Linked DNA regions of Homo sapiens: region 1 is linked to region 2. Evidence: read pairs that join two places in POLR2A ChIA-PET (ENCODE). Cell type or tissue: HepG2. All regions are shown on one strand. Links, peaks and the distances in the headings refer to the core of each region. The heading gives the core; the rest is flanking DNA. Region 1 overlaps ZSWIM5 (zinc finger SWIM-type containing 5). Region 2 overlaps LOC105378691 (a long non-coding RNA gene).

Region 1 (4,394 bases), core at 317-4,316, 160 kb after region 2:
CTGGTAGAAGGGAGAAGCTAAGAGAGGTGAGCCCAACATTTAGGACCACTCAAGGTGATTGCTGTTTACAAAATTAGCAAGGATAAGAGGCTGAGAAACTGAATAGGGCTTTCAGCAGTCTTATGGGGCTAGAAGGGCAAAATGTGGAGAGCTGCTAAGGAGGAGAGCCCCTGGTAAACACCCCAGGCTTTTTATTGGAACCCTGAAGAATTATATATACCCTAGGAGTAGGGGTGAGCCAAAAATAGACTAGTATTCACAAGGGCTGAAACCTAATTTTTATCATCTCGATCCTGCTTAAAGCAATCTTCCTTTAGCTTAATTGCCTGTCAAATAAGAAGAGTAAATTTTTGGAGGAAGGTAACGTGTTCCAGAGCCTCAGGTTATTTCTACAGTTTTCCATATACAATAACTGAAACTCAGTAAAAAATAACCAGTTATGCAAACTGACAAGATTTGACTAAACACCAAGAGGGAAAACAAAAAAAGACAAGAGAAACAGGCCCAGGAAATCCTGATATTGTACTTATCAGATGTATACGTTAACGTCATTAAAGAAGACCTTCCATGTCTGTAGTAGGAGCAAAAAAAAGGGATAAAAAGTTAAAGAAAACCCAAATGGGCCGGATGCGGTGGCTCACACTTGTAATCCCAGTTGCTTTTATTTTCGCTATGAAATTTTGTAACCATGATAAATTATATTTTATATATTATGAATTTGATGTATTGTTTAATATATGAAATAAATTATGGATTTAAGATTAATGTAGCTGGCTGAAAGGAAGTGTTAGTTTTTTATGACCTGTTGTGAACTTCAATATTTCAAGGTTTTCTAAATAATAAAAAGCCCTACCAAGACTTCACACATTGAGGCTGGGCACAGTGGCTCACGCCTGTAATCCTAGCACTTTGGGAGGCTGAGGCAGGTGGATCCCTTGAGCTCAGGAGTTCGAGACCAGCCTGGGCAACATGGCGAAACTCCATCGCTACCAAAAATAGAAAAATTAGCCAGGCGTGATGGTGCATGCCTGTGGTCCTAGCTACTTGGGAGACTGAGGTGAGAGGATCACTTGAGTCTGGGAGGTAGAGGTTGCAGTGAGCCTAGATCACACCACTGCACTCCAGCCTGGGTGACAGAGTGAGACACCATCTCAAAAAAAAAAGACTTCACACATTGAGAAGTCCCTCCAAGTTGGACAGCTGTACAACTAAAAAATCCTGAAAATTTTCTACCATTAGGAAGTAGGTGAATGGGAGGAGTAGATGTGTCCAATGGACAATGAGAATTGGTTTGTTCTGATAATGGAAGATTAAAAGTCAAAGAAAAAAAATGGCTTATAGTCTTCAGTTTTCTTATCAGGATTATTAAATTCACTAATCTTAATTCTTAGTAGACATGTGTCTCTTTGAAAATGAAAGACTTTTTCAGAAGTAATCAAGAAATGTCAGAGTATAATTGGAGGCTGTAAATCACACAGTTCAAGCTGTTAAGACATTCCATAAGCATAGATAACGAAGTCTAAGATTTGACCAATAATTGCAGTCAGTTGTTTATATAAAGCTAAACCATTAGAAGATTTCAGTGTGACATAATCTGTTTTTTAAGACAAAACACATAACATTAAGTTTATCATCTTAACCATTTTTAAGTTCAGTAGTGTTAAGTATATTCACATTGTTATGCAGCAGTTCTCTAGAACTTTTTCATCTTGCAAAACAGAAACTCCATACCCATTAAACACTAATTTCCTCTCCTCCCTACCTCATCCCTTAGCAACCCCTTTTCTGCTTTCTGTTTCTATGACTGATGCAGAAAAATTGGAACCCACATGCACTGTGAGTGGGAATGTAAAATGGTATTTTTACATTATGGAAACAGTATGAAGGTTCCTCAAAAAAAAAAAAAAACAGAATTACCGTATGATCTAGCAATCCCATTTCTGAGTATATATCCAAAAGAATTCAAAGCAGAATTTAAAAATAATCCCATGTTCATTGTAGCATTATTCACAATAGACAAGAGGTGGACACAACCCAAATGTCCACTGATGAATGAATAGATAGAGGAAAGGTGTTATATACATACAATGATGTGTAATGCAGGCTTTAAAAAGAAAGAAATCCTTTCATATGCTACAACATGGATGAGCCTTGAGGACATTGTGCTAAGCGAAATAGCCAGCCACTAATTGACAAATATTGTATGATTCTATTCATATGAAGTATCTCACATAGAAGTGGCTGGCCATTACAGGTGTGAGCCACTGCACCTGACCGCTAGAGACTATTTCTGTTCTGTTTTTCTTCCCAGCTCAGGTTTTGCTTGCCTTCCAGTATCTTTCAGCATCATGCTTTTTTCCAATCTAAACCAAAAAGAAGGAAATGATTCTGTTTACATATGCACTGTTTTCCTGGGATTACCCTCTGCTGCTTTTTCCAGTCTGGATGGAAATTTTCTCTTGAACTCTGCTCTACAGCTTCCTGTCCTTTGAAGCCTTGAAACTGTTATAAAAACTAACTGGCATCAGACACAAAAGATTATTCATTAACTTTTCTCTTCAAGACCTACAGCCCTTTCCAAGCCTGAGTCTAACATTTTTAAAGGACTCATCTTTTTCCTTTCTCTTTAGCAAACATTTTAGAATACATTTGGAGTATGGATAGTTTTTAAACAATTGCTTTATATGCCATATTTAGTTTAAAAGTTATTTATTTATATTAATGTAAATTGTATTTATTTTTATACTTTTATTTTCACTAGTTTTGCTTCTAGGCAAAAAGCAAAATGCTCATGGATAGGAAGAATCAGTATCGTGAAAATGGCCATACTGCCCAAGGTAATTTATAGATTCAATGCCATCACCATCAAGCTACCAGTGACTTTCTTCACAGAATTGGAAAAAACTACTTTAAAGTTCATATGGAACCAAAAAAGAGCCCGCATCGCCAAGACAATCCTAAGCCAAAAGAACAAAGCTGGAGGCATCATGCTACCTGACTTCAAACTATACTACAAGGCTACAGTAACCAAAACAGCATGGTACTGGTACCAAAACAGAGATATAGACCCATGGAACAGAACAGAGCCCTCGGAAATAATACCACACATCTACAACCATCTGATCTTTGACAAACCTGACAAAAACAAGCAATGGGGAAAGGATTCCCTATTTAATAAACGGTGCTGGGAAAACTGGCTAGCCATATGTAGAAAGCTGAAACTGGATCCCTTCCTTACACCTTATACAAAAACTAATTCAAGATGGATTAAAGACTTAAATGTTAGACCCAAAACCATAAAAACCCTAGAAGAAAACCTAGGCAATACCATTCAGGACATAGGCATGGTCAAGGACTTCATGTCTAAAACACCAAAAGCAATGGCAACAAAACCCAAAATTGACAAATGGGATCTAATTAAACTAAAGAGCTTCTGCACAGCAAAAGAAACTACCATCAGAGTGAACAGGCAACCTACAGAATGAGAGAAAATTTTTGCAATCTACCCATCTGACAAAGGGCTAATATCCAGAATCTACAAAGAACTCAAACAAATTTACAAGATAAAAACAACCCCATCAAAAAGTGGGCAAAGGATATGAATGGACACTTCTCAAAAGAAGACATTTATGCAGCCAACAGACACATGAAAAAATGCTCATCATCACTGGCCATCAGAGAAATGCAAATCAAAACCACAATGAGAAACCATCTCACACCAGTTAGAATGGCAATCATTAAAAAGTCAGGAAACAACAGGTGCTGTAGAGGATGTGGAGAAACAGGAACACTTTTCCACTGTTGGTGGGACTGTAAACTAGTTCAACCATTGTGGCAGACAGTGTGGCGATTCCTCAAGGATCAAGAACTAGAAATACCATTTGACCCAGCCATCCTATTACTGGGTATATACCCAAAAGATTATAAATCATGCTGCTATAAAGACACATGCACACATATGTTTATTGTGGCACTATTCACAGTAGCAAAGACTTGGAACCAACCCAAATGTCCATCAATGATAGACTGGATTAAGAAAATGTGGCACATATACACCATGGAATACTATGCAGCCATAAAAAAGGATGAGTTCATGTCCTTTGTAGGGACATGGATGAGGCTGGAAACCATCATTCTCAGCAAACTATCACAAGGACAAAAAAACCAAACACCACATGTTCTCACTTATAGGTGGGAATTGAACAATGAGAACATTTGGACACAGGAAGGGGAACATCACACACTGGGGCCTGTTGTGGGGTGCGGGGAGTGGGGAGGGATAGCATTAGGAGATATACCAAATGCAAATGACGAGTTAATGGGTGCAGCACACCAACATGGCACATGTATACATATGTAACAAACCTGCATGTTGTGCACATGTACCCTAGAAC
Region 2 (4,394 bases), core at 210-4,209:
CTGACCTGGAGCAAGGTCTATGCCCAGCAAGAGGGCTTAGCTTCAACCCAGCCAAGCCCCTCACAGCAACATCTGTGGTGGGCAGACCCTGCATGCAGCCTGGTGATTGTAAGAATTAAGAGAGAAACAGTATTTACACTGTAAATAAATATAAAGAGACTCACCTTTGCCAGGCAATCGCTACCATTTAGTGAGTGCCACTGGGTATAACACACTTACACATATTGTTTCTAATCCTTATAGAAATCCTAAGAGTACAGTTTACTCCCTTTTTGGAAATGAGAAAACTGAGACTCAGAGATTAAGTAACCAGCCCAAGTCACACAGGTGTTAAGTGGTGAAATTCAAACCCATGTCTGTTCAACCACAGAGCTCCTGTGATTTTCCCTGAACCTGCAGCCTGGCCATTTTTCTGCTGCTCTAATCTTCATTTGGGAACCCAGGGATATGAATGGGAAGCAAGAGGCAGGTGTGGGTGGAAGGGGTTGAGGAAGGGGGCCTGTGATCAGGGCTTGGGGAAGGGGATGGGCACATGGCATTGACAGCTTGCTTGTCCTTTCATGAGTGGGCTCTGCCACCTTGAGCTAAATGTGGACATAGCCTGGGGACATCCAGGGAGGCTCCTTCATGGGCCCTTATTCTGACACCAAGTTGGGTTCTAATTGAGGAGCCAGGGCTATGTTTCCCAGAGTCCAGGATGGACCTAGCCCACTCTCATATGATTGCAAAGGGACTTCTGGACATGGGAGAGCACGAGAGTTAGCCATAAACTGGAGGGACAAGTGCTGGGTGGGGGCTGTGACCAGGGTCATGCTCAGTGAATGACTGCAGTTAATTGTATAGCCAGGCTTCTCTCCTTCCCAGGGACATTGTAAGGCTGAGTTTTATTTTGCCCAGGCAGTCACTTAGGAATTGAGCTGCTTTTGAATAGTGAACAAAAGTTGCTTTTGTACAGGTATGGACCAAGGCCTGACTGTGATGGGCAGTGGCCTGGCAGCCAGATGTCCCCTCCACAGGAAGTGTAATAAGCCAGACTCTGGGATTCCTTCATATTAAAAAACAAAATACAAACATCCTTCAGGAATCTTAAGTTCCCTAGCAGGGAGCTGCTATTGAAATGCAGTGGGCTTTAGGCTGTGCAGGTTCACTGCATTTCCTTGACTCTGTCCAAGAGTCTTAGGGTGCAAAAATCTGCCAAGGCCACCTTGGCCCCAGACCTACCCAGCCCCTGTGTCTGGTGTGACCCATTGCCCTGTGGTGTGGCCAGTTTCTGCCCTGTGGCTCCACTCAGCTAGCCACATCATCGGACAGGTGGAGCTTGAGCAAGTCCTCATCAGAGCTGGGTCATGTCTCTGTCCTTCCACAGCTGGCCTTCCATCTTCTATCAGAGAACTGGGCCTTGCACATTCTAGGGCAGGCTGAGCATAATGCAGGGCTGGAGTGGACAGAAACGACTGATGATGCTGCCTTGTACTCGGGACTCCTGTGTCCTTCATTCTGAAAACACCTAGTGTGTTCCAACTGTGACTAAAGGGAAGAGGGAACTGTGAGACAGTCATCAACAGTGTACCCTTACACTGACCTGGGGCTTCTTGCCAGAAGCTCATGGAAGACAGTCACCTGGTGCGGTGGAAAGCACAGGACTTTATAGTCAGACACAACTGGGTTCTGCTATTTTCTTGGTGGGTGACCTTGGGAAAGTTACTCAACCTCTCTGAGTCTTGAGTTCCTCAACTGGTAAATAGGAATAATAATATCTATGTCACAAGTTTGTTTTGAGGTCTAAATTTGCTGATCAATGTCTATAAAAATGTATATAAAAATAAAATATTCATTGAGTGCTTATGATGTGGCAGGCCATGTTGAAGTGCTTTCTAAGCATGGTGTGAACTCATATACCCTATGAGCTGTGTACTTTCATTATCTGTGCTTTACAGATGCAAAGATTGAGAGAGGAGAGCTTGAGTAACTTGCCCGAGGTCACAGAGTTAGTAAATAGCAGAGCCAGGATTTGGACCCAAGCACTTAGGCTCTAGCTCACACATACTAAGCTACCAAACCATGGTGCCATATGGAGTAGGGCTGAATAAAGACTAGCTATTATGATTATTGTAATTTAGCATTAAGTGCTTTTTATATCCATGGTGCTAAGTGTTAATTATTAGCATATTTTGATGCAACATTTATCCTTTTTGTTCCTATTTTTCCACAGCCATGGCAACAAAGGGCCTTGTGCTCACTCTAGCAGAGCGTCCTGCCTTTGTCTGTGATCCAGCCTGGTGCGTCAGTCTTTGCAAACAAAAGATGTGACCACCCGGCCGCCTATCCCTGCCCCCACCAAAGCAGTAATGGAGGCTGAGGCCTCTCCAGTTGAGCCGAGCCAGGAGAGCAGCAGACAGGTACAGATCAGCAGGCCAGGAACAGGGCTCACAAAAGAGAGGTCGTGCTTAATAAACCTGACTAATTTCTTGGAGCGGCAACAATGCCAAGTGGACAGAGGTGAAATGAGGGACAGTAACTCAGTAACTCATCCTGATTCCGAGGCACAGAAGCACAGCTAAAATCAACAGAGAGAGTTTGTGGAGATGCTGCTGGGGCCTGAAAGGGTCTGGTGGGGCTCAGTTCTGGGGGAAGATGGATGGAAACTCAGTGAGGGTAAGAGGTACCTCTGAGCAGGGACAGAACACAGGCTGCCCAAGCTACCTGATTGAAATGTAAAGCTGACTAGGACGCTTTCCTGCTTAGATCCCATCCATTGGCCTCCCACCACCTAAATATCATAATCATGTGGACAATAATAACTGTAGTTATTTGATATTTACTATGTATAGGGTGCTTTACAGAGGAAGAAACTGAGCCATAGAGCTTAAGTAACCTGCCCAAAGTCAAACAGTTATTAATACACAACTGGGACTTCAATCCAGTTTACTGTCACAGGCTGACCCAACTACACTTTGGGTCCATCTGTAACTGTATTTGATGGCGGTCCCTTCCATCAGACAGGAAGCCCTTCTGCAGCAGGAGCCGTAACTGATTCGGTGTCTGCCTCTGTAGCCTTCCAGTTGAGCTGGATTTCCAGCTCAACTGAAGCGCCTAGGTCCTCTGTGCTTCTCCCTCTGAACACTCTCTGGGTGAGCTCATCCATGCTTTCAGCTTCAATTCCCACCTCCCGGAGGAAGACTTCTAGAGAAGGCATAGGGTTGACTCCCTAAGCACTCTTCCACCCCACATGATTGATCTTAGCCCATCACATTCATTCCATCCTTCTTGCCAGTAGTTGGTTTAGGAATGAAGATATGCTCCAGCCCTGCTCAGTGAGATGAAAGGGACCGTCTTAGTCAGTTCAGGCTGCTATAACAGAATACCATAGACTGGATGGTTTAAACAATACACATGTATTTCTTACAGTTCTGGAGGCTGGGAACCAAGATCAAAGGATGGGAAGATTCGGTGTCTGGTGAGGGCCTGCTTCCTGGTTCATTGACTGTCTTCTTGCTGTGACCTCACTTGGCAGAAAGAGGGCTAGAGAGTTCTCTGGGGGCCAGGCACTGTGGCTCACACCTGTAATACCAACATTCTGGGAGACCAATGCAGGAGGATTGCTTGAAGCCAGGAATTCAAGACCAACCTGGGCAACATAGTGAGAACCTGTAGTTCCAGCTACTTGGGGGCTGAGGCAAGACCATCACTTGAGGCCAGGATTTCAAGGCTGCAGTGAGCTATGATAGTGCCACTGCACTGCAGCCTGGGTGACAGAGCAAGACCCTGTCTCTAAAAAAATAAAAACAAAATAAGAAGAGAGTTCTTTGGGGGTCTCTTTTGTAAGGGCACCAAACACCTAATCACCTGACCTAATCGCCTCCCAAAGGCCCCATCTCCTAATACATACCTTGGGGGTTAGGATTTCAACATAAGAATGTTGGAGGACACAAACATTTATTCCATAATAAGGACGTTTGCTGAAGGCCTTCTGGGAAAGGTTTCCTCACCCCTAGGTGAGAGTGATGTAAACAGAAGTATCTCTTTTTCCCGGGAATGTTGTTAAGTCTGAAGGTGTCCTGGAACTGCTGCAGCTGTTTTGCTAACACCTGAGGATGGAGCCAACAGTAAAGGTGGCAGAGCGGAGAGATGGAAGGAGTCTTTGCCTTTAAGGGCACTCGATCTGCCAACCCTGGAGGCCACACTAACGCTGAATTTCCTCACACAAGGGAAATTAAACATTGTCACTGTTGGAGCCATTGCCAGTGGGTTTCTGTTATAGCAGAAAGCATGTTTATTGTTACAAACAGAGCAGCATTCAGACTTTTGTGGGCCCCTTCCTATGTAAACTTTTTATTTATTTATTTTTTTGAGACAGAGTCTCGCCCTGTCATACAGGCTGGAGTGCAGTGGCG

Evidence for each region. ChIA-PET counts read pairs that join two places held together with the same protein. Peaks named below come from ENCODE experiments on the same cell type or tissue, not always from the same donor. Only the 100,000 strongest peaks of a DNase experiment are listed, where the experiment ranks them.
Region 1: POLR2A ChIA-PET joins it to region 2 with 5 read pairs; 1 of 35 experiments calls an interaction of 5 or more read pairs at or near these places.

Annotation. Positions count from the first base shown.
Region 1 is chr1:45,132,638-45,137,031 of GRCh38, reverse strand. All of the region lies in intron 1 of ZSWIM5 (zinc finger SWIM-type containing 5), which reads left to right. Among named protein-coding and RNA genes, the nearest start is that of ZSWIM5, 72 kb to the left of the region's middle. RefSeq lists an enhancer at 2,301-2,595. In HepG2, for the core only: no CTCF peak of the experiment used is centred there; a DNase peak (open chromatin) is centred at 2,451.
Region 2 is chr1:45,295,757-45,300,150 of GRCh38, reverse strand. LOC105378691 (a long non-coding RNA gene) reads left to right here. Exons shown (of 3, transcript XR_947287.4): 2 at 2,213-2,399; 3 at 3,409-4,339. Among named protein-coding and RNA genes, the nearest start is that of LINC01144, 6.0 kb to the left of the region's middle. In HepG2, for the core only: no CTCF peak of the experiment used is centred there; DNase peaks (open chromatin) are centred at 1,960 and 2,280; H3K4me3 peaks cover 372 bases.